Regions from separate parts of the Homo sapiens genome. Here all the other regions are linked to region 3. Evidence: chromatin loops called from intact Hi-C (ENCODE). Cell type or tissue: endothelial cell of umbilical vein. All regions are shown on one strand. Links, peaks and the distances in the headings refer to the core of each region. The heading gives the core; the rest is flanking DNA. Region 1 overlaps FLT1 (fms related receptor tyrosine kinase 1). Region 2 overlaps FLT1 (fms related receptor tyrosine kinase 1). Region 3 holds the start of LOC124903142 (a long non-coding RNA gene).

Region 1 (10,506 bases), core at 1,385-9,384, 200 kb before region 3:
GAAAATGAAGTATTCCATTTTCAATTTAGCCTTTTGGTTTTGCCTTTCCTTTACCTTTATCTTCCAAATATGAAAGACAGCCATGGATTTTCCACAAAAACACTAAGCTCCACCAAGTTGCACAGGGAGGCAAATCATTAAATATAGCCAGAGAAGGAAGCAAACTCTTCAAAACAAAGGACGCACAAACCCAAACGTTCCATCCTGCCCAGGTCCCTAGGGTATTCTGCTGGCTTAGCTCTTCCTGAAGCCAGTCCAAAATTTCAGTACTAAGGGGAATTTGTACTGCCCTCAGCCCAAGGCACCACTTTCCACTTTTTCTTATGCTTTTTTCACCTCATTTAGTGTGGTGCACAGAAAAGGCAGTGGAGGAGGAGTCAAGAGAGCTGAGTTCTTTCACCTTCTGACTTCACCTCATGGTAGGTGTGTGTCCTTAAGCGAATCACTTGACTTCTCTGAACGCATCTGCAGCCTGCGAGTGTGAACCAACTGATCACAAAGATCCCTTTCAGTTTCAAGATTCTAATTATTAGGCCGGGCACGGTGGCTCACACCTGTAATCCCAGCACTTTGTGAGGCCGAGGCAGGCGGATCACCTGAGGTCAGGAGTTTGACCAGCCTGGCCAACATGGTGAAACTCCGTCTCTACCAAAATATTCAAAAATTAGCTGGGCGTTGTGGCGGGCTCCTGTAATCCCAGCTACTTGGGAGGGTAGAGGCAGGAGGATCACTTGAACCCAGGAAACGGAGGTTGCAGTGAGCTGAGATCACACCACTGCACTCCAGCCTGACTGACAGAGAGAGAAACTCTGTCTCAAAAAAAAAAAAAAAAAAAAAAGGTTCTTATTATTAGAGGACCTGACTTAAACCTGGGGAAAATGATGTTCTTGCATATATTGCCGGTCCGGTAGAACATCTCTGTCTTTAATTAGATCAAAGTTTGAGGGATGAGAAAATTGGCCAGCTGTCCAGTGGTTCTTATTTGTGTGTGAAGATTCTTGCCCACATTATAAAGATGGGCATCATTCTTGGATTTCAGACATTTTATCCACCATGTAGATCAGTGGTACGAAGTTGGACTCACCCAATTTTTCTATCTTAGTAGGTCAATGATGTTGATGATGATGATGACAGTGGTGGTGACAGTGATGATTAACATTTATTGAATGTTTGACTGAGAGATTTTTATTCTCTCAACAATCCCATCAGCTGGATTCTATTATAAGCTTCATTTAATAAACGAGGGAACTGAAACAGACAGGTTGAGTAATTTGCATTCCCAGATTTCATGAGAAGTAGAGACAGGATTTGAATCCAGGAAGTCTGATTCCAGAGTCTCAATGTTTAACCACCACACTACATGGGTTCATCACCAGTGTTGCTGATTACTGGTTAATAATGTTGAATCACTGTCCCCTGGACTTCTTCAGCTCAGAGAAGGACACAGTATTGGTGCCATATGTCACACTGGCAAAGTTTTAGTAAATTATTTCTCCTCCATTCAATAATCTCTCTCTCTCTTTTTTTTTTTTTTTTTTTTTTTGAGACGGAGTCTCACTCTGTTGCCCAGGCTGGAGTGTAGTGGCTTGATCTCGGCTCACTGCAACCTCAGCCTCCCAGGCTCAAGCGATTCTCCTGCCTCAGCCTCCCTAGTAGCTGGGATTACAGGCGCGGGCCACCACGCCTGGCTAATTTTTGTATTTTTAGTAGAGACGGGTTTTCACCATGCTGGCCAGGCTGGTTTCGAACTCCTGACCTCACAAGATCCACCTGCCTCAGCCCCCAAAGTTCTGGGATTACAGGCGTAAGCCACCGTGCCTGGCCCAATAATCTCTTTTAAACCTTGTTTGCCCTTAGGTCTTGGGTCCACATGTTCCTTTTACTACACAGCTTTTATTTAATAAGGCTGGTTCAGAGTATATGTAGGGATGACATGGGTAGTGAGGGTGTCAGGAAGTAGGGGAAAGGGCAGTGGAAAAGAAAGATAATGATTTTTGGCCCTGGCCACATCATTGGTCTACTGCTGATTGTCAAGTCACTCAGTTGATTTAGCCTTAGTCAAAATCTAACCTAATAAATGGAGACAATTATATTAACTATTATCTTCCTTAAAGAAATAAGTGACTTGTGTATGTATGTTTGCGTGTATGTACACATGCACACATATATAGGGGGAGAAAGAGAGAAAGTTATTGTTAGATATTTAGATAAGTGGCTAGTAGATTTACTCTCCAATTATGGCTGCATACGCACACAGGGATCAAATGATTCTCTGTGCTATCCACACTAGAGTGTAACAGATTATCAGGGGAAAAAACATGAAAAAAGGAGAAGAAGCAGAGATTGAGTTTTAAGTTTAATCATTAACAACACAATACAGGTTTCTCTTGCTTTATGTTGTTACAGACTAAATGAAAACTCATTGCTATCTTTAAAAACCTCCAACTTTTGAAATCCTTACCTTGTTGAGAAAAAATAAGTCACGTTTGCTCTTGAGGTAGTTGGAGAGATTTCCATATTTGCAGTATTCAACAATCACCATCAGAGGCCCTGCAGCCAAAACAGCACATGCTCATGCTCAGCCACACCAAGCCAGTCAGCCATTTGCCAGCCTTCAGCCTGCCTGAGAAACCTCAAACCAACCAGCCTTTGTATTAGTGGGGCGAAGGGATGCGATTTAGGGATGAGAGGCCCATGAATACGGTGACTTTTTCAGTTTAACCTAAGAAGGGGTTTAAAGAATACAATTGAAATACAAAAAAAAAAAAAAAAAAAAGGAGGTGAGGGGCAGTGCAGAAGCATTAGAGAGAAAAGATTGGAAGAAGGACAGAAATACGTTTGAGGAGGGGAGAGGCAAAAGCCAGCCTCCCTGCCTCTTAACCAGACCCTTGCGAGTAGAGCGGCTTCTGGTTACTGTCACACCAGTCCTGGAACTATTAAGCAGCTCCTCCCTCCCTACCACGACAGAGACGGCTACCTGGCCGTCTCTCGCCAGCAGTGTCTGCGCGATTTGCCTTGGGGCTTGCCAGAGGATCTACAGTAGGAATCGGCAAACTCTTCTTGTAAAGGTCCAGCTAGTAAGCATTTTAGGCTTTGCAGATCAAGGAGCTACTACTCAATTCTGCCTTTGTAGCCTGGAAACAACCAAACAAGTATGACTGTGCTCCAAGAAAACTATGAACACAGAGATTGGAATTTCATACAATTTCATATCATGAAATATTATTTTTATTTTTTATTTTTTCCCCCAACTTTAAAAAGGTCAAACCATTTTAAGCTCACAGGCTGACCTTGGTTTGCCAACCCGACCCCGGTCTGAAGGAAGCAAGAGGGTTGGGAAGGAAGTCCAGCTGCACTCTGAAGGCCTCCTCTCTCCTGCCCTGCGTTTCCACTGCATGCCTGGGCTGGGCATGCAGCCCACAAAGCAAGGACCACTTCTGGGTCAAAGGGGAGTGACCCCGGAGCTGCTTCACCAGCCGCTGCCCAGGGCATGCCGGGAGCCCAGAAGCCACTAGTTCTTTTTTGTGCCTTGCAGAAGTTGGGCTGGTCCTGGTGGAGTGGTTTTCTCTTAGTACGAGGAACACGCTAGAAATCCTAACAGCATCTCATCTTCCCCCTAGGTTCCAGAACGGGAAGTTGCTTCCAGAGTTTTTTATGTCCCCTCTACGGCGGCAGATGCCGCAGAGTTCGGCTCCCGCATGGGGTCCAGCCACCGTCCTCAGAGGGGCTTCCATGCTGGCGCCCAGCTGCACGGAGCTGACGGCCGCACATGAGGGTAAGCTGTCTCATTATACCTGATCAGTTTTACAGATGCAAAGTTGAGGCAAACAGAATGAGGTTGCCACGACAGAGAACTTCATAAAACGTTATCCGGGGATGATGGAGAAGCAGGCGGGGCCGTGTCGAGGTCCCTCCGACTGTTTCTGGCCTCCCCAGCCTTTAGCTCCTCTCTAACCACCTCCGCCCCTAGCAGATTGTCTTCCCCAGCTACCCTTCATCTCTGCTACCTCTGTTGAGAGCTGGGGAAAACATTGGCTTGCACAGCTCTTTGCACCTTGCTGGCTCAAACAATGATCACACATCTACTCTGCCCTAACCCTGCCATACGGAAAGAAAGGTCTGCGACAACATGCTGGAGCTCTTAATCATAAAGCACAGCTCTGTCCCTACCCCCTTGGGTAAGGTCTATCTGCATGGTGGATCTGGAGGGAAGGGCCCCCACATCACCTCCTCCTGGGACCCTACCAGTAGTGATTCATTCATTCCTTTAGGTGAAGCCTCAAGGAATATGCAACCTTCTACCTTTTACCTTGGCTCTGGCCACACTCCTTCAGACCCATCCTGAGAGAAAAGTGCCCTCTGCTTAGCCTAGAGCCTGTGGAAGGAGATCAAAAAGGGAGTCCTCTTCAGAATCTTTAAATTAACGGCACAGGGAAGGGATTTATGGGAGCACCCTTCTGTAGATGCACAAGCTGTTTCTTCTAGAGCTATTAGGGAGGCCGTTTTCCTGGAGGCGAGGAAGCACAGTGCGGGGGAGAAGGAGCTGTAAGGCAGAGAACTGTTCTCCCAGCCTGTGCAGGGGGAGACGGAGCCGGCCCTCCCCTTCTCCATTACCTCCTTGCTTGGTGCAGGCTCCCAGCAGGTTAACCACGTTCAGATGGTGGCCAATGTGGGTCAAGATTTTTAGCTCAGTCATCAGAGCTTTGTACTCGCTGGCCGTGGCCCCCTCTGTGTGAGAAGCAAGGAAGAGTCAGGGCGACAGGACAATGGGGCTCCTTCCGCCGGAGGCGGCATTCTTGCCCTCCTTGTTTGTCAATGCTCAGCCGGTTGCTTCACTAACTTCCCCACATTCTGCAGAAAGGCCAAGTCTCCAGACTGTTTTCATTACTCCCACCCTCCTGAGCCAACATCCTTTTGATTACAGTAAGGCCCAGCACAGTAGTGGGGTTAGTCACTGGACATTTCCTCTTGGTGGACCTAGTTCTCTTCAGCAATGCGCTGACTCAGAGCTGGGCACCTCGTGAAAGTGCCTTCCAAAGGCTTCCCTTCTGTCAGAACCAGGTGCAGCAAGAACCCACCAGGCAGGGAGTACACCTCCACGTCCCCTCTTCTCACCTTCTCCCTTTGGGGAGTCACAGAGAAGGAGCACAAGGGGCCTGCCAGGGCAGAATGGCTACTGTTGTAAACATCTTTGCAATGTGTTATTTTCTCCCTGTAACCCTGTCCTCTCTGGAGTTCACAGGGTTATCTTGGGTTGTGAGGATCCATAGCATCTGACTTCAACTTCAGTCTCAGAGATAAGCATTATCAGTCCAAGAATTAGCAGAGTCTAAAGCCTAAATTGAGTTTGTTCTGTTTGTTCTTATTAGTTAATATGCAAGGCATTTAAAAATTTTAAATTATTTTTAGAAATATAAAAATCAAATAATCTTTCTGTAAAATATTTCAACAATATGAGTTGGAATAAAATGTTCTAGATAAAAAGCAAAAGCCACTCCGACCCACTTGCCTTCTTAGAAGCAGCCATGGTTAATAGTTTGGTGTTCAGACCTTTTTCTATGCATTTATAAATATTCAATCAGAGGTCCTATATATATATATATATATCATATATATATGATATATATGACTATATATAGTCTATTTAAAAAATCTATTTCCCCCCTTTTAATAAATCAGAGACTTTTTCTCTTCTTTTTATTTCTTTTTATTTTTTATTTTTATTTTTTTTGAGACAGAGTCTCCCTCTGTCGCCCAGGCTGGCGTGCATTGGTGCGATCTCGGCTCCCTGCAACCTCCACCTCCTGGGTTCAAGCGATTCTCATGCCTCAGCCTCCCGAGTAGCTGGGATTACAGGTGTGTGCCACAATGCTTGGCTAATTTTTGTATTTTTAGTAGAGACAGGGTTTCACCATGCTCCTGACTTGAGGTGATCCACCTGCCTTGGCCTCCCAAACTGCTGGGATTACAGGCGTGAGCCACCACACCCAGCAGGTTAACCACGTTAATGGTGGCCAGTGTGAGCCCATTCTTTTTAATTGATTAATGGTGTCCCTGACATTTAGAGTGTCTATAGTCTTTTTGCTATTACAAATAATACTGTGATAGTCTGTGTGTAATCTCTGTGCACACATGCAAGTGTTTCTGTAGGACAGTGTCCTGGAAGTGGGTTAGAGGTATGTGCATTTAACATTGTGGTAGATACCAACATGGTATTTCATAAGCACAAATCATTTTTAATAATAACTAGATAAACTCCAAATCCTGTGCATGGGGTTAGGGCTGGCTCACAGTAGATGCTCAACAAATATTTTGGAATAAATAAACACAATTACTCTTCTCATTTCAGGCATGGGTGTAAGGCCCAAAAAGATTAATATTTTTGCTCAAGGACACTTTGAAAGAGCTTTTGACTTATGGCCTTTGTTTCACTTTATGCTTTTGTTTTGAGACGGAGTCTCGCTCTGTCACCCAGGCTGGAGTGCAGTGGCGTGATCTTAGCTTACTGCAACCTCCAACTCCTGGGTTCAAGCGATTCTCCTGCCTCAGCCTCTCAAGTAGCTGGGACTACAGGTGCCCACCACCACGCCCGGCTAATTTTTGTATTTTTTATTAGAGATGGGATTTTGCCATATTGGCCAGGCCGGTCTCGAACGCCTGACCTCATGATCTGCCGGCCTCGGCCTCCCAAAGTGCTGGATTACAGGCATGAGCCATCACGCCGGGCCATGCCTTTTTTCTATCTCCCAGAATCAGATGGCCAATTAATTTAAGCAAGAAAGCTGAATGAAATTTTTTAAAGGAATTTTATAGAGTGGATGATTTGGCAGTCTTTTACAATCAATGCTGATGGCTAAAAAAAAAAAATAGGCATTTATGAAGACACTACACATGCAATCTGTATTACATAGAAGAGATTCTCTGAGCCTTTTAAAAAAATCTCAGCTGGGTGCAGTGGCTCACGCCTGTAATCCCAGCACTTTGGGAGGCTGAGACAGGAGGATTGCTTGAGCCCAGGAGTTTGAGACCAGCCTGGGCAAGATGGCGATACTGTCTCTACAAAAAAAAATTTTTTGAATTAGCTAGGTGTGATGGTGTGAGCCTCTAGTCCCAGCTATTTGAGAGGCTGAGGTGGAAGGACTGCTTGAGCCTGAGAGGCAGAGGCTGCAGTGAACTATGATCATGCTACTGCACTCCAGCCTGGGCGACAGAGTAAAACCCTGTCTCTTAGAAGAAAAAAAAATCTCAAGTCAGAATCTTCTTTCAAACTCATTCATCTCCCTATAACCCTTTCCTCTTTGGAGGAAAAAAACCAGGTGCTGGTTCAGCTTGCTGTATTTATAGGCAGGGCCACAGGTATTATCTTGGACCCACAACAGACTAGTGTGGATATCAGAGCTGCCTCTCCTAGAGGACAATGTGTGGCAGCAAGCAGAGAAACGGGACTAGCTGAGGAAACAGTTGCTTCCAGATTTAGTTTCCACCTATCTCTAGGTTGGATACTGGATTGCCTCCATAAACTAGGCCAGGATCATCTTCAGGGTTTTGGAGCAGTGTGCCAATTCCAGGAGGCCAGGTCTCTGCAGCCCCTCTTTTGTGGCACACTGGTATGGAGGAAAGAGCACTGCATTCAAAGCTGGAAGACTTTCGCACACAAACCCTTACTTACGCTGAGCAGCTGTGTGGCCTTGCAGAGGCTATTTAACCTTTCTTGGCCATGTTTCCTCATCTGCAAACTGAGGATAATAATGTCTACCTCACAAAGCTGTTGAGAGGAAATAAGAAAAATGGCTGTTTTGTGTGGTTCAGCCTAATAAGTGAAAGTATCTAGTCTGGTGCTTTCTTACATAGAAGACATGTTGATGCCTCTTCTCTTCAGAATCTGGGGTTCTTGCAGGGAGGGTGCTAGCATGCCTCTATTTTGACAGAAATACCTGCCTTCGTCTGGGAAGTCTACCCCAAACAAAAGTTCTGACTTGTGGATACCAAACTCCTTCCCAGACTACTTTCAGAGCAGAATTGGCAGGTTCTTTGCAGAGTTTTATTAGTTTTTTCTTGAGGAGTAAACCTTTTGAAGTTGAAAATATATTTACATGGGGCTTTTGAAATAATGGAGTTATTGCTAGAAGATTAAGAACTTTGACGTCTCCCTAAGCAAACAACCCTTTCTCCTGGAGCCTGTACTAGGTACCCGTGTAGTTGGACTCACAGCTTGCTGGGCTTCAAAATTTCCCAGCAGTATCCTGGAGACTTTGGAAAGTTAAAAGCTGCTTTTTGAGTTTTCAGTTCTGTTGAGTTGAAGCATCATAAAATTCCATTACAGATGAGGAAATGAAGTATTTTCTACACTGTAAAGGACCTGTGAGTCTTTGAGACATGTGGTTTACACAGCTTTCACTGATTTTCATTTTCAATCTGTCTTTGGTGTTGGGCATAAGTCACTGTGTGATTTGGTTCTACCTCCCAGTGCTTCACAGAGTAGTAGTATCTTTCAACACTAGAAAGATAATTCAGGTTTTTAAACTGCTAAAGAGGAAATGTTTTATGGCTGAGGTAGTTAGTATAAAATAGTTTAGAGTTCTGATCAACTCAATTGTTCTAGCTTTATAGTTTTACTTTATAGTCAGGTCAAGCCCAAGCAAAGCCATTGGGATTTAGAATGTGCTGCTAAGTTTCCATTACAACATCACAGTAGATCATGCCAAAATCTGAACCTGCAGTTACAATGGGCTTAAGTCCCTTGTTGTCTACAGTCTGTGATGTGAGATGAGAAAGACCTTTGAGGTGACAGAGATCATTTTCCTATGGACAGTGCTGGATTGTTCCATTTACAAGGTTTCTTCTGAGCTCGTGCTGGCCTAATCTAAAACTCGTGAGCAAAGAGGCCTCTAGCAGTAGAAGAAAATTATGTGTCCAGAGCAGAAAAGCTTGTGTCTGTTCCCAGGCTATATCTAACTTGTACCAACATTTAGGAAATGCAAAATGGTGATGGGTCAGTTGAAAGCCAAACTACAGCATACATACCTTTCAGCATTTTCACAGCCACAGTCCGGCACGTAGGTGATTTCTTAATGCCAAATGCTGATGCTTGAACCACTTTTCCAAAAGCCCCTCTTCCAAGTGATTTGCCTGTAATGAAGAGAAGACACTGGTTTGTTTGCCGAGGCAATAGGGTGAGTTTAAGTCTTTTTCAGGAAGGAAATGCCTTTTCCTATGTGTGCATGTGAGGCATGGAATCTCCAGTGAACTAACCCTAAAAGAGACAAAGTAAGGGACTTATTTCTGGAGTCTCTTCCTTTCAACTCTTAACTCTGTTCCTGAGGCCCCACATCCTTCAAAGATAGAGTAAGTCCCTAGAAGGCATTCAGTGAAGGTAGATGTCCAGTTTCCTTTCCACAGCGTTCTCCCGTAGGAGAGATGGGACCAAGTCCCGTGTAGTTTCTTCCATTGTTTAATAACATTATGACCAAGAAGACTTCCCTGTGTGGAACCTAAGCTCTTTTTCTTTTTCCATTTACAGTCATTTTTCTCTCATCTGTTTTCAGCAAAAAGGGAGAAATAGAAAATGGTGGTTACTACTGTGGATTATAATAATGCTCATAACTTTAAAATAATCACTAAGTCATTTATCCGACTTCCCTACCAGGCAAAATATTTCCAGTCTTTCTAATGTGTCTTAGGTGAAGATTACAAATCCTCGTGGTTCAGCACAGGAGCCTGGTCAACCACTGGTAGTGATTTGTTTCAACCCCAGAGAGGTAGTTGCTAAATGCAATAACTAAGCAAGGTTCCTTTCATGGTCCCCATAATGCTATGCTATAATGACTGTTAATATGTTTCTTTCCCTATCCTAGAATGACCCAGGGAGTCCTTGCCCCCCTTTACTCTGGGGGGCAAGGACCATGTCTGAATCTTCCCAGAACCTAACTTGGTGCCTGGTGCTATCTGTTATTACTGAATATTGCTGCAGAATGGAGAGTGGTGTTCAGGAATGTGTGGGTTGCCCAAAGCAAGTCTCCTAGTCATAGGTAACTAGAGGGGCCCATGGGATGGAGACCCTGAGATTGATGCCCTTTAGGGAGGGCACTCCCTGGAGTACCTAAGCTGCCTTTTATATCAGGGAACCTCCTTTTGCACATCAGGAAACAGCTCAATAGAACCCAGAGAAATGGTGCACCTCCAGCATGATATACCCAAAGAAGAGTAAGTGAAGTAAGTCAGTCTTTTTTTGGCTTTTCTTGGGGGAAGGGGAAATGACAGAATACCACTGGTTGGTTAAAACTATTATAAATCCTGGCAGTTAGAGTGTTAATTTAACACAACCCCTCCTTTCCCAACCAAGTGCTCTTTCTTAGACCCGTCTGATAATGTGCCTTCAGTTAATGAACCTTCTTTCCTCCCTTCCTTCCTCATTACTCCACTCCCTTTCCCCAAAGGGCATTTTTAAAAAATTTTCTTGTAGTTTGTAATGAAGCTTTGCTTCTTCCTCATCATATTAGAACCTTT
Region 2 (10,506 bases), core at 1,466-9,465, 64 kb before region 3:
AATAACTGTATAATCTATGTTCTTAACAATTAAAACAACAACTAGCTCGTAGTTTGATGTCAAGAGCTGCAACTCCAGTACAGGGGAAATAGACCTAACCTAGCTGGATCCTCATCCTGGTTTCTCAATGTATGAGCTCTGTCCAGCTCATGCAAGTCACTGAGGTTGTTTTCTCATATATAACATGGAAGAAATACCAACTCCCTTTCTCTCAGAGATAATTAAGTAAAAGCTCTTAAGGAAATCTGAAGTTCAGTACAAATGAGTTCATTGAATCCTCCTCAGAATCGCCACTGCACTCCAGCCTGGGCGACAAAGCAAGACTATCTCAAAAAATAAAAGTAAAAATAAGAATAAAAAAAGAATCCTCAGAATATCTGCACTGGTAGGATTTCTACTTGCTCAAGGTTTCATAGCCAGGTAGAGCCTTTTTTTCCCCCGCTAAACACATTTATATAAAAGCATAATTATTATTCTCTCCCAGAATATCTAAGTTGTTAGAAATTCTACTGCTTTCAGTTATATACCCAATGTGTCCGATAATGTTTCTACCTCAGATTATGCCGCTGTGCAAATCTCATGAGTTTTATGCATATGGGAAAATCAACTGCGGAAAAATTTCTTATAAAAATGCTCCAACCCATTGACTTTAATAGAGCCAAAGAGGAAAATAATCAAGTAAAGAGAAACAGAAGAGAAGAGATGAGTTTCTTTTACAGGGATGAACTAGAAGGGATCCACCCAGCCCCATCATTTTGCTTTTCGATTGTAATTTTTCAAGAGGAGATATTATATTTAAATAGGCCCTAGAAGCTTACGGCTGGTGAGAGAGAGATATAAGCTAACTTCACAGTGTGGGGAGCTCAACACCCTAAGTTTAAGGTCTTGCTAACTAAATTAAAGATACTGACAAGTGTTAACTACTTCAGAGATGCCATTAAAAAACTCGTCTGGTCAGTTTTCTTACTTTACAGTCATAACTCATATATTACAATAATATTTTCAATGAAATCCTCTAACTGTGAGAAAAGGCTGACCTGGAGCCCATTTCCTGTGTACACCAGAGTGTCAGAAAAGAAGTGCAAAAGTGCTCCTTTCTCTCTCCAAGGGGATGAAGTTCACTTAAATGGCCCCAACATTACTGTTCTTCTAGAAATTAATAGAAGAATTGTACTCTATTGTAATTAGGAGGTGCTTTGTAATTTGTTTTTGTTTATGACCTGGTGTTTCGTAGCTATAATTAGATTCAATTCATTTTTAACAAAGCAATTTTTACAAATGCATATCATATTTTCCACTATTATGATTCAAAAGCCATACCAAGGGTATATCCAGAGAGAATGATGATAATGATGGTGCCTTTGCATCAAGGTAATTTAGTGTGGCAAACCTCCACCTGGCTGTGGGACCAAGTGGCCCCTTCCAGGATTCTGAGTGTCACATTGATTCCCCTCTTTCCCTCAGCCACTCAACCTCTGATCACCAAGGCCAACGAATCCCCCAATTCTGTCAACTCTCCTTCCCCACCACGACCAAAGTGAACTCAGGACACCACCTTCCACCTGCTTTGATGCACAGAGCAGGCCCCTATCTGGCCTTCCTGCCTCAGTCTTGCCCCTTCCGACCTCCTCCTGCCACTGAGAATGTGAAGGGAAAACCTGACCACCTTATTCCAGTGCGAGCACTTTCCCATGACTCCCCACAGAGCCCTAATGTGAAGTGAATTCTTGGTCCTTTGCTTGTAAAATGAAGAGAACGATGCTTCATTGGATGGTTGTGAGGATTAAATGGCATCAAGTAAATGAAACCATTTGTTTAAGTGAAAAGAAACAAATGTAAGAAATTATTATATTAGCGGAAATTTAAATTTACTAGATAATTCGGTAATTAAGTAAAGTAGTTAAATATAATTACTTGGGTACTTAAATTGATTTAATACATTATGCTAGAGGTTTGGTGGATTTATACAAGCTGGAATGATAAAGTGCTGATATTGATTTTTCTGTACATTACATATCAGATGTTACATCCTAATCAGTGCTCAGGTGGGAACAGCGCCTGTTACACAGCAGGCAATCAATAATGCCTAAGTAAGAGTTTGTTCATAATTTACATGCTGGGTTTTGTGACATGTAGACAGAGCTATACTCCTGATTCTTTTTCTTAAAACCCTATTAGACTACAAATCTACCTTTTCAAAAGATGTGTTTACATAGGGTTACTCATCCTTAGAGAAAAATAAAATGAAATCCCAATAATCTGCAGATGCTTATTGGGGCTGAAATCCCCCAAACATATTCTAAAGTAAATATTCAACAATAATAAATACATGATAACCAAGTTAATATCTAGCGAGTAATCACAGCTGTATATTAGGAAATGGTTGGAGTTTTATTAATGCCAGAGACAATGCTCTGAGTCATCAGAGATAAGTTTTGTGCTCCTGAACTAAAATAAACCTGTCATGGAAGTGTTCGGTAACAATGGAAGCAGAAGATCAAATTTTCTCAGAAAGAGAGTTAATAAAATAATGAGAGAGAGACATAAAATATTAGACTCCTCGGAAAAGTTATGATTGTTTAATGGATTATATCACAGCTACCTTGGACTTTAATAAGGTGTGATTATGAGACCAATATCACCCTAACAGGAAACAAATAACAAAATAGATGTTACTGTTCATAGTAGTACAGTTACAGGCTCATAGTAACTGTTTCCTAAATATTTGCTGATTAAATTAATTAGCAAACAAGATTCAGAAGGCTCTTCTATGGTTACCATTATTGATTCCAATATCTTTTAGTATCAGTGCTATTTAAAAATAGTGGTCTCATAATATTATCATAACAATTTTTCCACCAAGCTCATATAATATTCGTAGTATATGTATGTATGTATATGTGTGTATTCCATAATAATCTATGAAATACAACGCATTTCACAATCCTTCCTTATCCAAAAACAATCTAAGTGATAGATAATTTCCTAATGTCCAACAAATTATGCAAGTGTTTTATGATATTGGAACTTGTAATTTTCTGCGAATGGTTGTGGACTATTACAGGAAGGCAGACATGATAAATACATGACCTAACGGCCACTGCTCCCCGACAATCCCACAAGAGACATCAATAATCAATCATGGCACTTTTTCCCACTAAGCCTGGAATTTATCCTCAATGTCAATTTTAACATAGTATTCCACAAAGCACCTGTTAATCCATTCATTTATTCATTTAGCAATTATTATGGATTTCCTAATATGTGCAAGGCACTGTACCAGGGAGGCACATTGCAGATAAAAGTAACCAGGACAGACATGGACCGTGCCATCACAGGGCTTAGATTAACAATGGATTTGACACTCAAAGTCATGATTGTTTGCCAGATCTGCTCTGTTGTATAGTTGAAATGGAACTAATTCTAAATAGCAGTGTCTCTCCTTTGTGATAGTAGGGGACTGAGTGGAGAGGCTTGCACTCCCTGGCTTCATAAAGCCATGATGTCTATTGAATAGTTTAGGAGTTAAAGGTGAAAATAGCTGAACACTATTTATTAGAAAAAAAGAGATGGTTTTCTTTTTATTCATTTAAGTGTTCAATTTGCAAGTCAGACTGATAAACCTATAGGAGAAAGTTTTATGAAAATATTAGAATGAATAAATTTTTCTCCCACTCCCCTATAGAGACAGGGGCAGTCTGTGACTCACTGCAGTGTTTTCCTTTCTCCACAGATGTCGGAAAGAACACAATATGCTACGTGGAATTAGAGAAAGAGAACAGATGGCTGAGTACATGGCTTTTTCCACCACTATCAAGCGTGTTGTCTTTCCCCCTCAGCTGCAAAATTACCTCTCTGAAAGTCTCTGCTCTTAATGCTGCACCTTCTCTACCCTTCCTCATTCCTGCCTACCATCCTTTCATCCCTGCTTTAGAAGTGGGCTGACTTCCCCAAGCAAAATTCCCCGGCCTACCTCCCACTCATATGTGGAAGTGAGCTGATTGCATCCCTTGACGGCAAACTGCTTGGATGGTTAGTCCCTTACAGTTATCTACCCCCTGGACAAGCACAAAATGTCAAAACAGAATTTGGAGGATCGGGGACATGAAAGTGGCTCAGTCAAAATCAGGCTGATAGCAGCTACAAAGAGGTTACTGTCAATAACAGGCAACTGTTCTGCTGTCTCCTAAGACTAATCCTGAATTTGGATATGTACATGTTATGCTCAGGGAAAAACACTGTCTAGTTGCCTTATTTCACAAATTAAAAAAAATCTCATGGCCAGGCACGGTAGCTCATGCCTGTAATCCCAACACTTTGGGAGGCCGAGGCAGGTGGATCACCTGAGGTCAGGAGTTCGAGACCAGCCTGACCAACATGGTGAAACCCAGTCTCTACTAAAAATACAAAAATTAGCCAGGAGTGGTGGCAGACGCCTGTAATCCTAGCTACGCAGGAGGCTGAGGCAGGAGTAATCGCTTGCCCCTGGGAGGCAGAAGTTGCAGTGAGCTGCCATTGCACTCCAGCATGGGTGAGAGATCAAGACTCCATCTCAAAAAAACAAACAAACAACAACGAAAAAGAACTGCCTCACTAAAATGTTAGTTCTATTGTACTACCTCCAATGCAAAGACCCAGTTCCTGACCTCACCAGAAGGTAGACCCACAATGTATATTTAGCTATTGATGCTGATGGTTGGTTGTTTTCTTTTGTTTTTTTTAAACCTGATTCTGTGCCTGAAGTGCCTACTAATATTGCTTTGTGTTCTCTACAGCCTTGTTTGTGTGTGTGCGTTTTTTTCTTTAATCCCCTCAAGATTTGAAAATTGGAACTAAACAAGGAAGAAGAAAGTGACAGGCCATTTTTATTATTCTTTCTCAGGGTTCCAATTTTACTGTGAGTTTCTACTTCTTAAAAGATTTTGCATTTCTCCCCTTTGAATGTTACTTCATTTGTTCATTCTCTAAGGAAGGAAGAACAGTATCATAAAAATTATGAATGAATGAAAATGATTTTTTTACGAGTACCATAAAAAATGAATCAAACATGATTCATTTTTGCCCTTTGCCCTTTGCACTGTATCTTGGTCAGTGCCAGTTCTCATGTCATTATAGTAGTTCCTCAGTGAACATGAAATAATACAACATTGTCCATTGGAACCAGTTATATAACACTCGAGATAACAGCAACATTGCGTTTATTAATTTAGTAGAAACAACAGTATTTTACAGTTCCAACATATAAGAGAATGCAGCTGTGTTAAATGACAAAAATCATGTATTCTATTTTGGGCTTCTCAATAACTAAGAAATAGAACTAAAATCCTTTTATTCACTTATTCATCCAACTATGGGCCACATACTGTGCTAGGAGCTGTGGGTACAGAGGTGACCTATACAGACCAGTCTCTCTCTTTGTGGAGCACATAGTGACTAACTGGGCCTTGACAATTCTGGTTAAAATTGACATCCACGAAAGTGTCTACAACTAGGATGGAATCTCTTTCCTAACCCGTTTCTTTCATACTCACTAGGAAAGCAACCTTTCCAATGGATCAGGGTAGATTTATGACTCATTTGCAAAGCAAAAGCAAACAGAATGTAGAAAATGGAAGTCTTACCACTAATAAATATATAGATTGCAGATTCTGTTTCCTTCTTCTTTGAAGTAGGTACAGCTAGATATTTGCAGCTGTAGAAGCCAGTGTGGTTTGCTTGAGCTGTGTTCAAGGTTAAAGTACTGCAGAATTGTTTGCCATTTCTTCCACAGGCAGATTTAGTTATGCTCAGCCTTTCGCTTTCCTTACTCACCATTTCAGGCAAAGACCATTTATGGGCTGCTTCCCCCCTGCAATCACAGATAAGAAAACAAAACATATTTATGGCTGGGCCCTAGGCTCAGCACCAGTTCCTCAGCATTCATTTTATTAGGAAGCGGAGGTCCTCTCTTAAGTGTAGTCATCTTCCTCTTTACGGGAAAGCAACACATTCAGAAAAGCTGTAGAACAATACTCAGAATAAAGATGCAGAACTATTTGGGCATCCCTTCCCCCATTTCCCTGAGTGAGTAATGCTCTCCCTTCCCCATGAATCCCCTTTCATGGGAAGCTGGATGCCTATGGTTTGCACTTTGCAGATCACAGGAGATCACTGAGGTCCCTACCTTTTTACTCTGCCAGGGAATGATTTTGCCTTAGGCATGGCAACTAGATTATTCCCAAACCAACACAGCCACTTACCTGCATTGGAGATGCAGTGTCTGGCCTGCTTGCATGATGTGCTGGGTGCCTTTTAAACTCAGTTCAGGATCTTTTAATTTTGAACCTGAACTAGATCCTGAAAAACAAATTTTTAAAATGTATTATTTGTAAATTGTCTTCTTACCTTTTTTTAAGTTATCTTTCCATGAAGGTGAGTTTTTCATTTTTAATTTATTTACATCTTTAATTTACTTGTATCTTTAATTTATAAGCAAAAGATACACTAATACAAATTTCTCTTAATTCACAAATTTTTTCTAGCTCTACCCTTGCTCATAAATATTATATATCCTTTTATACCAAATGACCTAAATAACATCCAAAAGCCTATTTATGTAGAATGGTAATGGATTCATATAGGTTCAATGAAATTATATTAAAATATATAACTAGTTATAATATTCAAATATGCAATAACTTAGTAAAAACTCTCAAGAATAAATGTCAGTGTCATCCAAAATATATTTTCAATACTGAACTTTTTCCAGTGTGGGTCATCTAGTCCTATAGGCCTGTCTCATCTTTTTTTCTGAATAAAAAGTACAGAAATTTTCCTGGGCTCTGAATTTCATGCAATCATTAGTTGAGCAATGATATTTTTGGCCAATCATTTCCCTTTCTGAACCAGTTTCCTCATTTGGAAAACTAATTATAGAATCAAAATCAGTTTTAGAAGACATTTGGTTTGTCTTACGTAATCTATGAGTTCCCTCTACAATGGTACAGTCAAAAGGGAACTGTTCACACGCTTACGTGACATTCGACAAACATCTCGGAGGATTGTTGTGAGGCAATAAAGTGAGGTGGTGAAAGTGCTTTAAAATCTACACATCTCCATATGATGCAATAATGACATCCATTTTAGTGACTAGCTGTATCACCCTAGACAAGTCATCTCTCTTTCCAGATCTCAGTTATCTTATCTGTAAAAAAGAGATTGGACTAGACGACCTTGAAATCTCTGACCTTCCATTTCTCACAGTCCCAGCCTGATATAGCTTGGATGCTGACCCTCCAATTCTGATGGTGAATTGTAATCCTCAATGTTGGAGGTGGGGCCTGATGGGAGGTGTTTGGGTCGTGGGGGTGGATCCCTCATGCATGGCATGGTGCTGTTGTTTAGATCTGATTATCTGAAAGTGTGTGGCACCTCCCCCCTTCTCTTGTTCCTGCTGCCACCATGTGATACACCTGCTCCTGTTTTGCCTTTGACATGAGTAAGGGCTCCCTGAGGCCTCACTGGAAGGCAAGCAGATGCTAGCACCATGCTTGTACAGCCTGGAGAACTGTGAGTCAATTATACCTCTTAATAAATTACCAAGCCTCAGATATTTCTTTACAGCAATGTAAGAACAGCCTAACAGACAGCCTCATGATTTTTTGAACCATAGGTGCTACAGAGGCTGAGCCTCCCTTGAAGCTATTACTGACCAATCAGAATACTATCACTAAGGATCTCTCTCGCCTCCTTCCTCCCCTCATCCCTCAGTCTCTCTTCTCCTTCTCCCTCTTCTTCACCAGCCTCCTCCTCCTCCCCTCTTCCCAGGCAGCTGCAATGCCTCCGAAAGGCAGGGAATGAGGGGCCCAGGATTAGCGTTCCTTAGGCGGGAATAGAAGTTAGCAGGAGAGAGGAAAGAAATTCTTGGAGGGAGGAAAACTTAGTATTTGGCACCAATCTCAGGGTATAGTTTTCTTTAAAAAATCAGTTTAAACAGTGGAAGCAAAGGTAGAAGCTCTAAGTGAATGGTCATGGAGGGTTTACCATTAGGTCACAGATCTGTGAGATGATGTGTGTGTCAAATACCCTGGTTATGCCCAGCAGTCCTCTCCAGCGTTTCTCTTGGATTTGACTATCTCAAAAACTGGATTCAGTTAGAAGATCTGCGTTTGAGGCTTAGCTTTTCCACCTACTGACTGCATGACCTTGGCATCACTTAATTGGCTGCTCCTCAGGCTCCTCGTGAGTGGAACTGGAAAGCCTACGAGCCACCTCACAGGCAGGGTGTGTGCATTCGGTGCTGTGCTGTGGAAGAGGCTGGCTTGCTGCCTGGCACGTGGCAGATGCCCACTATCACCAACATCTAGGGGAATCACTTCCCCTCCCCCTGCTTCTGTCAGAATATTTTGCTGGGTATATAATTTCAAAGATACTAAATTAACATATGCTTTTCTGGTATTGCTGATGATATAAATTAATATCTTTTAAATTTTTATTTTATTTTATTTTTGAGACAGAGTTTCACTTTGTTTCCCAGGCTGGAGTGCCTTGGTGCGATCTTGACTCACTCTGCAACCTCTGCCTGCCAGGTTCAAGCGATTCTCGTGCCTCAGCCTCCTGAGTAGCTGGGACTACAGGTGCGCATCATCAGCGTGGCTAATTTTTTGTATTTTTAGTAGAGATGGGGTTTCGTCATGTTTGCCAGGCTGGTCTTGAACTCCTGACCTCAGGTGATCCACCTGCCTCGGCCTCCCAAAGTGTTGAGATTAGAGGCATGAGCCCAGCCTAAATTAATATATTAAAAGTAATTTTTACAGACAGTAGATCCCGGTATCAAAGTACTCCTAAATAAAATGGCTGAATATTAACTAAATTAAAATCCCTGTTTCATATGGATCCCATTGGTCTATCAAACAACCTCCTAGATCAAGTCAACCCCTTCAGGTACCTAGGAATGTATTTTAACTCATACTTATCTTTATGAGTTTCTTGAGGCAACATGTGGCCCAAAATCAGGGATCTGTGGAAACGCCAGACTTTTCTAAAGCCACAGCCAGCAATGGATAACACCTGCCCTGAGAAACTTCCATGCCAGAATAGTTTCTGCCCTTCTTTATGGCATGGAACTCTGGGGATTTAATTGAGCAATTGTTCATGTGCTGGAAAAGATCCATCGAAGCTTCCTGTGGAAACTTCTGGCATTACTTGTAGTTATCTCTGTGGTCTGTCTGGAGATGCTGAGCGCTCCCGTCCAGGAAAAGAAGCAGTTCCCCTGTTTGTGACATCCCACTGCCTACATCTTGGTTTCCAGACCACATGAATCTTTCTTTATCAGCAACTTAGAACACCAGTACTCCTGACCCTCATCAGAGGAAACCGCTAACTTCAAAGAACCACCCAAAGCCCAGCTGAGAGAAGTGCTATTTATTTATTTATTTACTTATTTTTGAGATGGAGTTTTGCTCTTGTCGCCCAGGCTGGAGTGCAATGGCACAATCTCAGCTCACTGCAGCCTCCGCCTCCTGGGTTCAAGCGATTCTCCTGCCTCAGCCTTCCAAGTAGCTGTGATTACAGGCGCCTGCCACCACACCCAGCTAATTTTTATATTTTTAGTAGAGACGGGGTTTTGCCATGTTGGCCAGGTTGGTCTCAAACTCCTGACCTCAGGTGATCCGCCCACCTCGGCTTCCCAAAGTGCTAGGATTACAGACGTGAGCCACCGCGCCGCGCAAGAAGTGCTATTTAGAGAAGATCTCTTAGACAGTGTGCCCTCTACTTGTTCGTGTCCACACTCCCCATGCTGTCCCCCAACCAGAAGACAACATAACTGAGTGGTTAAAAGACACTGACAAAAATGGGGTTATTCTAAAAAAAAGCGTTGCCACATAATTTGTCTCCAGTAACATCAGTGTATTTTGCACCTGGAATGAGGAAGCTAGATAAAAAACAGTTAACCAAAACACAGGTAAACAGAAGTATAAGGAACAAATTTCCAAGTAACTGGTGACTTTGAGTGCATCACTATCCTTCAGTTAATAGGAAACTAGAATCTCATAAAGGTTATTGGAGGTGTCAAGATTATAGTTTAACAGGAAAACGAATAAGAAAAAGGGAAAGTGAAAATATTTATTTCTTGAATGTTTTGAATTCACATTATTAGGCCTTAACACATTTCTTTGAGGCAGTTTCATGTCCATGTACCTATCTGAGTAACAAAGATTCAACATTTGTTTTAGCATCTACTGCATGCTAGACACTTGCCCATCTTATTAGTGATTTATATAAAGATAGATGTGTATGTACGTACCCATAAACACATGCATAGTCATAGCATGGGGAAGTCAGCTTGATCGTCTCAGTAGCTCAGAGTCATGTTGCCCATTTACATAACAAACCTACAGGCTATTTCATTTTCAAGGGTGGAGTGCTATAATTTAGCAATGAATCTCAGATGCAGATGAGAACTTTCTAATGCTTCACATGGCAGCCTAGAAATCTGATTTAAAAGAATGATTTTTGTCCTCCCAA
Region 3 (10,506 bases), core at 1,285-9,284:
GAGGGGTATACCAGAATATCAGATATCTGAACATGAACTCTAGTATCAAATAGCAAATCGTTAAAAAACATGGCCAAAATATAAAATCTTCTGATTGGCAAGAAGACAACTGTGGTTTCCATGTTGCTGCCTGCATGTGCTGTTTCTCCCTCTTTGTTCAGGGCCATTGGGAGGCATAATGCACTGAATGTCTATGTCTCCCCCAAAATTCATATGTTCAAACCCTAATCTCAATGTGATGGTAGTAAGAGGAGGCACCTTTGGGGGATAATTAGGGCATGAGGGTGGAGCTCTCACGTATAGGACTGTGCATTTGTAAGAAGTGGCCAGAGAGCTCCCTTGCTGTCTTTTCTCCTGGTGAGGACATACCCAGGAGGCAGTCATCTGCAAGCCAGGAAGAGAGCCCTTAGCAGAACCTGACCATGCTGACCCCCTGATCTGAGACATCCACCTCTGCAACTGTGAGAAATAAATATTTGTTGTTTAATCCTTAGCCTATGGTGTTTAGTCTATGGTGTTTTTTTATAGAAGCCCAAGCGGACTAAGACAGGATGGAAACAAAGAGGGCAAGAGAGAGACAAGGAAGCCATATATATGTGTGTGTGTATATATATATAGCTCCCGCTACACTGGTGGAGGACAGCCTTTCTGTTATAATGTTCCAGAGCTTATACAGAGGAGAGTCTGGTGGAGAATGATGCAGGACTGAAAACCAAAGCCAAGAGGGGTTTGAGATGTGTGAGAAAGGTGTTTTCAACTCAAATATATACATGGAAACAGAGACTGAAAACAGCTACAGATTGGTGACAAGGTAACTGAATTGTATTTATTACTATATCTTTTCCAGATGTTTTATTTAATTAAATCATGTTTTAAGTAATTAAATCAGTATAAACTAATTTACAGACCCTAAACTAATTAGGACAGGGTAGAGCTATTCAGAAGTTTAAACAAAATATTATAAGACATTGCCAGTAGGAAGTCAACATATTGCTCTTTAATATTCAAGTTTAAGATGGGCATGGTGGCACAGGCCTTGTAATCCCAGCTATTTGGGTGGCTGAGGCAGGAGAATCACTTGAACCCGGGAGGCGGAGGTTGCAGTGAGCCGAGATCAGGCCAGTGTGCTCCAGCCTGGGAGACAGAGTGAGACTCCTGTTTCAAAAAAAGAAAAAAATACAAAATACAAAAATTAGCCGGGCGTGGTGGCACGTGCCTGTAATCCCAGTTATTTAAGAGGCTGTGGTGGGAGGATCACTTGAACTCAGGAGGCAGAGACTGCAGTGAGTCAAGATCACACCACTGCATTCCAGCCTGGGCAACAGAGTGAGACCCTGGCTAAAAAAATAAAATAAAATAAAATAATAAAAATTAAAAAAATTCACATTTAAGATTTTTAAAGAATGTTTACTACATTGGATTTCTATATTAAGAACTTTATTGGCTGGGTGCGGTGGCTCACATCTATAATCCCAGCACTTCTCGAGGCCAAGGCAGGGGGATCACTTGAGGTCAACTGTTCAAGATCAGCCTAGCCAACATGGTGAAACCCCACGTCTACTAAAAATACAAAAATTAGTTGGGTGTGGTGGCATGTGCCCGTAATCCCAGCTATTCAAGAGGCTGTGGTGGGAGGATCACTTGAACCCGGGAGGCAGAGGTTGCAGTGAGCTGAGATCTTACCACTGCATTCCAGAGTGAGACCTTGCCTAAAAAAAAAAAAAAAAATTCATGTTTAAGATTTTTAAAGAATGTTGTTTACTACATTGAGTTTCTATATTAAGAACATCATTGGCCCAGCGTGGTGGCTCATGCCTGTAATCTCAACATTTTGGGAGGTGGAGGTGGGTGGATCGCTTGAACCTAGGAGTTCGAGACCAGCCTGGCGCAACCTCATCTCTACTAAAAATACAAAAAATTAGCCGGGAGGGGTGGCGCGTGCCTGTAGTCACAGCTACTCAGGAGGCTGAGGTGGGCAGATCTCTTGAGCCCAGGAAGTTGGGGCTGCAGTGAGCCCAGATCACAACACTGCACTCCAGCCCGGGAAATGACAGTGAGACCCTGCCTCAAAAATAAATAAATAAATAAATAAATAAATGAGAAGAACTTCATCTTTTATAAGTGTAATTTATTAAAGGCATGCTATAGTCTTGGACTCAGTGATTTTTACTTACGGGAGAATCTAGGCATTGAAAAATCTAAGGTACTACTGCTCACCTGCTTCCAATGTGGCAGCTTGCTTAAACTGTGAGCAGGATTCCAGGAGGAAACAAACTGACTGGAATCTAGCCTTGCAGACCCAAACCTGCAAGGCGATCGCAAACAAACCCGCAAGGCCATCGCAAACATCCCTAGGTATTTCAAACCTCATTAGGATTCACATGTTTCTTTTTTTTAAGGTGCCATAACTAGGACTCTCTATTGATTTTTTTTTTTTTAACGTAGATCTACCTTTGTTCAGAGAGATTTTTGAGCTTGCCACTGGGTCCCAGGGGGGAAGTGGTCAGACCGTTGCAAAAGCAGCAGCAAGTGAAAAAGAGGAAGGCCCCAGCAAAGGAGCGGAACAGAGGCCGGGAGAGGCGACCCTGCCGACGATGCTCATGTCAGAGGGGCGTCCACAGTTGATCATAATCTTTTCAAGTCCAGGAAATTAATCAGCAATGGGAAAAGGAGTCTAAGATGAATAAAAGGATGTCCGACAATGTGGGCAGAACAGCATGCTAAGAAATCTGGGTGGGCATATTCCATAGGAAAGTGTAATAGTAGGCAGGAGGCAGCTGTGGGGCTAGCAACCAGTCCCCAGCCTCAGGATGAAAGATCTAGAAAAAGGGACCTGGCAAAGGCCCTAGAAGAAGATCACTGGGCAGGAAACCAGGACCAGATCTGAGGTCTAGGAATAGAGCGGGGAAATGGGGAGGGAGGAGGACACCTCAAGTAGCAAGGGATAGTTTGTCGTTAAGTCCTCGAACTGATTTATTTCATATAGACCTCTATTGACAAGGAACAGCTTTCCTGATAGTTTCAGCAATGCGTGGGAAAATAAAAGGTCCATAGTAACCTACACAAGGTAAACCAACATGAATAGCCCACCAGAAGGCAAGGTGAAGGCGAGCTGAAACCATTCTTCAGGTGCTAGATGCTGAGGAGCCTTGGAGACCTCCTAGCTGAAGGTTATCAAAGAAACACAACTCAATAAGCCTCTGCCTTGTTAAGTTTAAGTTCTGCTAATCTTTTTGTGAGAAGACTGTGGGGACTAACCTGCCTCTGTGCTGGCAGCGATAAAGTGAATTGGAAATGCCAGTAGGGTGTGTGGACAGATGGAGACAGGCATCTGGAGCTGCTGGGGACAGACAGCTATTTCTGTTGAAGAGAACAAAAGATGCAAAGAGTCCCTTTTCCCCACTCCCCTCCAACTCTGAGCATTTCTTCTCTGAAACGTTTTCTTTTCTTTCTCATTCATAGAATATAAACTATGTTCAGAAAAAAAATAAGAGTTGATGATAGGGGAAGTTCACTCCTGAATATCTTCCTCCACTATTCATTGGTTTGGGATTGCAACCTGCCTTTGCCCATTGCTGTCATTCTTCAGAGGTAGATGTTTGCAAAAATGTCCAGAGCAGCTGGACCTCAAATCTAAAATTGCTGTAGTAGAAGACTCTCCTCCACTGATCCCTTGAAGCACATCCATGGAATGCCATTGGAAAACTGCCACTGGAGGGCATTAGACATCATTTAATTTGCTCCATGATGACTTTTGACCTCTGAATTCATTTCACATGGATGACCAGGCTAGTCCCATCGTCACCCTCAGACACTTATTTGTCTATTTCTAGGGGCAGAAAACAGTGCAAGCCTTGCAGATATAAGGCGATCCTTTAAGGGGCTCGCAATCTAGTTGGGACACATATATAAAAAGATAACAACTACAGTAGGTTCCAATCAAAGTAGCACATTATATGTAAAAGCCACAGCAACACAGCTCTCAGGGGCAGCAAGCATTTTGCAAAAACAGAGAGAACTCTCCCAAGAAGGTGAACTCACAATATCACAGGGTCTTATACACTCTGCTGCCCTAACTCTCACTTCATCTTGGCTAAGCATAGGAGTGAACTACATTTTTCATTATTAAAGATATGTATTAAACAATTAGGATATGCCCAATTTATACTATTTAGGGATTGTTCCACTTCGTTTTCCCCAAATCTATTTCTACAGACCAGGAGCTATAATTTTTTCCCCTAAGCTTATAAATAAAATAACGCCGGGTGCGGTTGCTCATGCCTGTAATCCCAGCACTTTGGGAGGCTGAGGTGGGCGGATTACCTGAGGTCAGGAGTTCGAGACCAGCCTGACCAACATGGAGAAACCCCATCTGTACTAAAAATATAAAATTAGCCGGGTGTGGTGGCGCATGCCTGTAATCCCAGCTACTGGGGAGGCTGAGGCAGGATAATTGCTTGAACCCAGAAGGTGGAGGTTGCGATGAGCAGAGATGGTGCCATTGCACTCCAGCCTGGGCAACAAGAGCTAAACTCCATTTCAATAAATAAATAAATATAAATAACATGATTACATGTAAACAAAAAATAGAATATGATCATTTATTCATTCATTCATCCGTTCAAGAAGCACTAAGTGGCCTTGGCTTTTACTGCTGGCTTGACTCAGCTCTGTTGGGCAAAGGGCAGAGGACTAAGCAACTGGGAGTGAAGCAATTAGAGGATGATTTTCACATTATAAAGAGTCCCAGAGGGTTCCTTTTAGTGTGCTTCCCCAGGGGATTTAAATATTTAAATATTGTTATACAGATCCTTAAGTCTTGCAGCTGGGGAAGATGGGAAGGACAGCTGAGGGTGGTCAGGCAAAAAGCAAAGATTTAAATCTGAAGGGTCAGAGGCCACTGCTAAGAACTGATCTCTAATTCCAATACTAGTTATGCCCTACCAATATATAGCTTAGAAAGTCCGCAAAGCACTTCTTCGACCTTCTCTCTTTTGGTAGTCATGATGATAAACTCTAAACTTGAAGGTTTAAAATGTGATGGGAAGTAACATTTTCCAAAATTGAAATCACACAAAATGTTTGAAGAGTTTGTCTGTGGCAAAAAGAGATTAACGAGAAGGACAGCGTATCTATGACAGATTTCACACATAGCTTCCATTTTCTTTCTCATCGAGGGTGGGGTGGGGAGCGTGGGATGGTGGTGGTATTGCAGTTACTAAACACATATTGTATGTGTGTAGCATGTTTGTGTGTACACACATGTGGTACATATAAAACAGTGTGCATGTCATATATACATGCAAATTCTGTGTGTATGCTCAACAGTCAGATGATAGTGTTCCCAGCGTGCAAACGGGAACAAGATATGGTGGTAGGGGTGTCCAGGAGAGGCAAGAATGTCTACATATTTCATATACATTTATAGCGATACAGAACCTACTATGTGAAATGCCCAGGCCTCTAAGCCCAGAAAATGCAGAAACAAAATAGACCTTTCCCTGCCTCTCCGAGTTTGCAATCTAGTGCTCTTCCACTAGAGCACCCAGGACACTATATGCAGCAATTCAGGGCAGAATGATACCAATACCAAAATAGAAGTACTTAGTGGAATAGGAGAATATTAACTAGTAGTTTTGTGGGGCCAAATGTTGTTCAGACTTGTAAATGTGAGGACGACCTAGACAAGTCAGCCCATTGCCCAAGCTTGGCATGCTCTGAGCAGACAGCTAGCAGCTGCAGAGGTAGGGGTTTCTGGGCAGTCGGGAGCCCCTTCTGCCAAGTTCCCCTTCCCAACAGATCGAGAGCTCGGAGGCTTGGCACGGTCGGTCCCGATGGCCCCAGCGGGAGGGTCACGGTTGAGACAGCAGCCCCATCTCATTGTTTAAGGCCGGGGCTTCCTCTTTTGGCGGAGCGGGAGCGGGAGCGGGAGCTGAGCGGGAAGGGGACGGACGCCGCGGGAGCCTTCGGGATGTCTATTGCTGCCGCTCCCTCCCCTCGCCGGGAGCTTGGGTTTCCCGGGGTGTGTGCGGATTCTCAATAAAAAGGGAAAAGCACGATCCAAGTTAATTTTCCAGCGCCGACAGGAAATGCTGTTTCCTGCATCGTACAACGCTGGTGCCAACAAGACTGACACAGGAGCCCATTGTCCCGCGAACAATGTGGCGATGGGGAAGGACGCCTGAGAAAACAGACCCCGGCCCCGTGAGCGCGTTTGTTTGATCCTTCCCCATAGGGTTGTGTGAGGTGTGTGTCTGTGTGGGTGGGTGTATTTGTGCATGTGTGGTGTACGTCTGTGTGTGAGATTGTGTGTTGGGGGTGTGTGTATATGTGTGGTGTGTGTGGGAGTGTGTCTATGTGTGTCTCCGTAGTATGTGTATCTGTGTGGGTAGGTATGTGCATGTGTGGTGTGTGTGTGTGGAGAGTGTGTATGTGTGTGTGTCTCTGTGGTGTGTGTGTCTGTGTGTGTCTGCATGTGTGTCTCTGTAGTGTGTTTGTGTCTGTGTGAGTAGGTGTGTTTGTGCATGAGTGGTGTGTGTGTGGTGTGTGTGCGTGTGTGTATGAGTGCGTGAGTGTATGAGTGCGTGAGTGTGAAAGTGTGTGTGTGTGTGTGTGAGGCTGAATAGGCTGGTAAAGGCAGGGCACTGTCCCTTCCTGCCCTGCCTCTGCTCCCCTGGCGGGCTCCCAAAGTGGCAAAAGAGACCTAGCTGTCTAAAACGTTCAAAAGAAAAAAGAGAAAGAAAAAGAAAGGGGGAAACGGGGGAAAAGAAAAGCATGGAACAGAAGAGGAAATTTTTTAAAAGAAAGGAGAAGGGAAAGGGAAAAGAAAATAAAATCTCCCCAAAGTCTCCCCAGAGGCTCGTTTCGAACCCGCAGCTAGCCAAGGGCAAATGCATACTCGAAAGTGCCACGCCTCTCGTCCACCCTGCGCCGCGTCCAGTCCACCCCCTTCATCCCGCGCCCCATGTCCACCCGCCCGCTGTCCACCCTGCGCCCCATGTCCATGCGCCCCCTGTCCACCCGCTCACTGTCCAACCCGCGCCCCATGTCCACCCGCCTGCTGCCCACCCCGCGCCCCCAGTGCACCCGCCCAGCCCCGAGCGCCCGCGGAGCCGAGTGGAGAGCAGCGGCCGCAGCGCGGCGCCAGGCTCGGGCTGGGCTGGCCGGCGCGAACCCCCGGGGGCGTCTGGGCGGCCAGGCCGGGTGGCGGCTGCGCACGTAGGAGTACCCCCTGAGCCCAGCCGCTCGGCCGGCCTGACCCGCGGGTGACCGGATACGAGTAACGCGTGCGCCCCGATCTGTGCCCTGCGCGGGGTCGGGCGGGGACCGGCCGGGGGCGCCGCGCGCCCGGTCGGGTTGACTGTCGGGGGCGATTTCCGCGGGGCAAGGCGGGGGCGCGGGAGCAGCGCGCAGCTGCGGGGCCATTCCACCTGAGCGCCCTGAGGTCAGGGCCGGGGCCTGAGGACACGGCGCTGGGCTCCGGGGGACGCGGGTTCACGCCGGCGCCCGAGCGCCACCTCCCCGCCCTCCGCCGGCTCACGTAGTCCCGGGGTTCGGTACGTGAAGTGCCGGCGCGAGGCTGCTCAGGCCACCGCATGGGCCGGGCGATAAACAATCGCACAGGATACACAACACCCTGGACTGTCACAAGCCCCTCGCAGGAAAAGATAAATAACATCTGAGGCGCTGCGGCGCGGCTTCCCCGGGCTGAACAAAAACTAGGAGGTGGGGGGCGGTGGGGCGAAGTAAACAACAGAACCGAAGAATTGCCGCACGGAGCCTGGGCCGGCGGAGAAAATCAGATGCAGTCTCCTTCCCTTTGGTGACTATCCGTGGGGGTTTCTCCCGGTGGAAATGAGCGACACACACACCACACCACACACTACGTTCAAACTTTGTCCTTGAAAGCGATAGGCAGCTGCCTCTCTGGGTAAGAGGCGCATTTCCCCAGCACTGCAGGAAACCTTTTGGAGACCAAGTGGCTTTTCTGGACGAGGAGGCTGCAGAATTTTCCGAGGATACAACTTTTTCCCAAAGGTTTGCTCCTTGGGATTAGAGCAGGCAGCGACCCAAACCACCCTTACACCCGTGGTTTCATGTCAATTTCTAATATAAAGGAAATCTCTACCCCTGTTTAAAAAGAAGGGGAGGAGCACCAAAATCCAAACCAGAGAACTACAGATACTCCATGGGCACAATAAAATGTCTGTTAACAATACATACGGGCTGTAGTGGTTCACGCTTGTAATCCCATGCTTTAGAAGGCAGAGGCAAGAGGATCGCTTGAGGCCAGGAGTTTGAGACCAGCCTGGGCAACACAGCAAGACCCCATCTCCACACAAAAAAATTAAAAATTAGCGGAGCGTGGTGGCACATGCCTGTAGTTCCTGCTAGTCTGGAGGCTGAGGTGGGAGGACTGCTTGAGCCCAGGAATTCGAGGCTGCAGTGAGCTATGGTCGTGCCACTGCACTCCAGTCTGGGCAACAGAGTGAGACCCTGTCTCTTAGAGAAGAACCAAAAACCTACAGGGTTTTTACCTGGTAGCCCTTGATTTCTCCCACCTGGATTTGGAGTGACCAAAGCAGTCCTTTGCCTTCTGTGAACTGGTTGGGCCCAGCAGGACTGGCCTTTGTGATTCACCCCTGTCTTACTTTGTAGACTCAGCTAGTTTTCAGGCTGCTGGTCTCCACTGCCCAAACAGGATCACTTAAGAAGTTCAGCTTCACACCTGTCTTTCTCACAGTCTCTTGAGCACTGCCCAAACTGCACTACATGAGATTTATAACTTACATTAAGGCTTAGGCACCCCCCACATCAATTTCCCCTGCATAGGGTATATGCTTTACTTACACACATTATTAATCTGTTCATGTGAGCTGGGCCACTCCAGGAGCTCATACTAGTCTGTCTTTTCAATAATCTTTAGCTGTATGTGAATTAGTTTATGTAATGTTCCTTGATTAGTGAAAGCAGGGGTTCAGAATGGGGGGATGCGGTGAGAGTGTGGGGGAACTTCTTACTCAATACAATTCATAGCAGGCTGATATTCTCATTTCTCTTGGATGCTCTGACCCCTAGCTCAGTAGTGATATATAGAGTGTCTAGATTTCTAGATGTTACTCAAGCTTTCTCATGCCCGCCACGCGGTGTGAGACATCTGGGTTGGGTGCTGGAACAAGTTGGTGGCGGGTTTTGATGGCAGCAGCCAGCTGTCTGGTGTGGCCACTGCCATCACACAGGCCACTGCAGGGAGGGCACAGGGAGGAGGCAAGCAGCACCCCCACCACTTCCCCCACAACCCGCTGCCCTGGGGGCTGCACGATGATGCTTGGCCAGGTTGTATGCCAGGCAAGGGGAAGCTCCAGACGCCTCTGAGTGCCGGGGCCACAGGGGGAGCTTGCAGCAATGGATACATTGACCTTGCCATAGATGCCAGCCAAGACCCAGCGAGGACCTGTAGCCCCTGCCCTAGGCTGTGAGGGAGAGCGATTGGGTGCTGTGCTCCACAGAGCCAGCAGGAGCCAGGGACAAGCGGGAGCCATGCTCCTTCCAAGTTGGGAGGGCAGGAGCTCTGCAGATGCAACTGTGTCTGCCCAAGCTGCTGCTGCAACACGGGCACCCCTGTGCTCTTGGGAGCCTGGAGTAGGCAGGAGCCCCGCCCTCCTGGGCTGGGCTGCAGCCGCCCAAGTTGTGGCTTTGGATCTGGGCCTCCAGCTCCACAGAGCAGGTAGGAGCCCCAGCCACCTCCCCATCCCAACCCAACCCCCCCATCCCACTAGCCACCCCCAACAGCTGCAGCTGCCAAAACCAGGGCTGCAGACCCAGGCATTCCTGCACTCTTGGGGATCCTGGGAAGCCCTGCCCTGTTGCCCTTGCAGGCTCAGAGGAGTCCACTCCCATTGCCTGGTCTCTCCCTGCTCTGATCTCAGAGTTGGGGCCAAGCCCTGACACTGTCACTGCCTGGCAGGGTGTGCACACGCTGGGGGCAATGCTGACGTGCCAGCCCCCTGCTTCCTTGGCCCCCTCTGGACTTTGGGAATGGAGGAGCTCGGGAGGAGAAGCTGAGGGGGACTGAGGGCAGCTGGGTGCCAACCTGCAGGTGCCCTTTGGTGCCAGCAGCCTGGGTACCATGGCTGGCCGTGGGAGGCAGACAGGCTCCTGGGCAGAAGGGAGCAACTCCCCAGTGAAGCTCCACCTTCAGGCCAGGGCAGTCCTGAAGCCTGGGGTCAGGGCTGCCAGTCCTGTGGACTGGAGGGAAAACTGATGGTGTTTTTTCCTGGGCCTGTCCATGGCTGCCCATGGACCAATCAGCACGCAGTTCCCCCCTCTGAGGCCCATGAAAGCCCCAGAGTCAGCCAGAGCAGGGCAGAGGACAGAGAGGATGGAGAGACATGGCCGGGATGACCAGCTGCAGAGAGGACCTACATCTCTGCTGATAGCTGGAGATGAAGGACAACCAGCTGCAGAAAGGAGCAATCACTCTCCAGGGCCTCCTTTCTGCTGAGA

Evidence for each region. Peaks named below come from ENCODE experiments on the same cell type or tissue, not always from the same donor. Only the 100,000 strongest peaks of a DNase experiment are listed, where the experiment ranks them.
Region 1: a loop joins it to region 3, with 5 times the contacts of the local background. A loop is called at or near these places in 8 of 110 quality-filtered maps.
Region 2: a loop joins it to region 3, with 3 times the contacts of the local background. A loop is called at or near these places in 5 of 110 quality-filtered maps.

Annotation. Positions count from the first base shown.
Region 1 is chr13:28,325,001-28,335,506 of GRCh38, forward strand. FLT1 (fms related receptor tyrosine kinase 1) reads right to left here. Exons shown (of 30, transcript NM_002019.4): 18 at 9,025-9,129; 19 at 4,615-4,728; 20 at 2,462-2,550. Among named protein-coding and RNA genes, the nearest start is that of FLT1, 160 kb to the right of the region's middle. RefSeq lists an enhancer at 3,093-3,593. In endothelial cell of umbilical vein, for the core only: no CTCF peak of the experiment used is centred there; DNase peaks (open chromatin) are centred at 4,901 and 8,691; H3K27ac peaks cover 3,951 bases.
Region 2 is chr13:28,461,282-28,471,787 of GRCh38, forward strand. It overlaps FLT1 (fms related receptor tyrosine kinase 1), which reads right to left. Exons shown (of 30, transcript NM_002019.4): 2 at 6,240-6,336; 3 at 5,622-5,848. Among named protein-coding and RNA genes, the nearest start is that of FLT1, 29 kb to the right of the region's middle. RefSeq lists a silencer at 5,986-6,217. In endothelial cell of umbilical vein, for the core only: no CTCF peak of the experiment used is centred there; DNase peaks (open chromatin) are centred at 2,400, 3,760, 5,080 and 5,930; H3K27ac peaks cover 4,418 bases.
Region 3 is chr13:28,525,327-28,535,832 of GRCh38, forward strand. LOC124903142 (a long non-coding RNA gene) reads left to right here and starts at 6,014. Exons shown (of 2, transcript XR_007063737.1): 1 at 6,014-6,204. RefSeq lists silencers at 5,746-6,040, 7,103-7,472, 7,523-7,672 and enhancers at 9,218-9,267, 9,278-9,357. In endothelial cell of umbilical vein, for the core only: no CTCF peak of the experiment used is centred there; DNase peaks (open chromatin) are centred at 6,195 and 7,625; H3K4me3 peaks cover 2,155 bases; H3K27ac peaks cover 2,016 bases.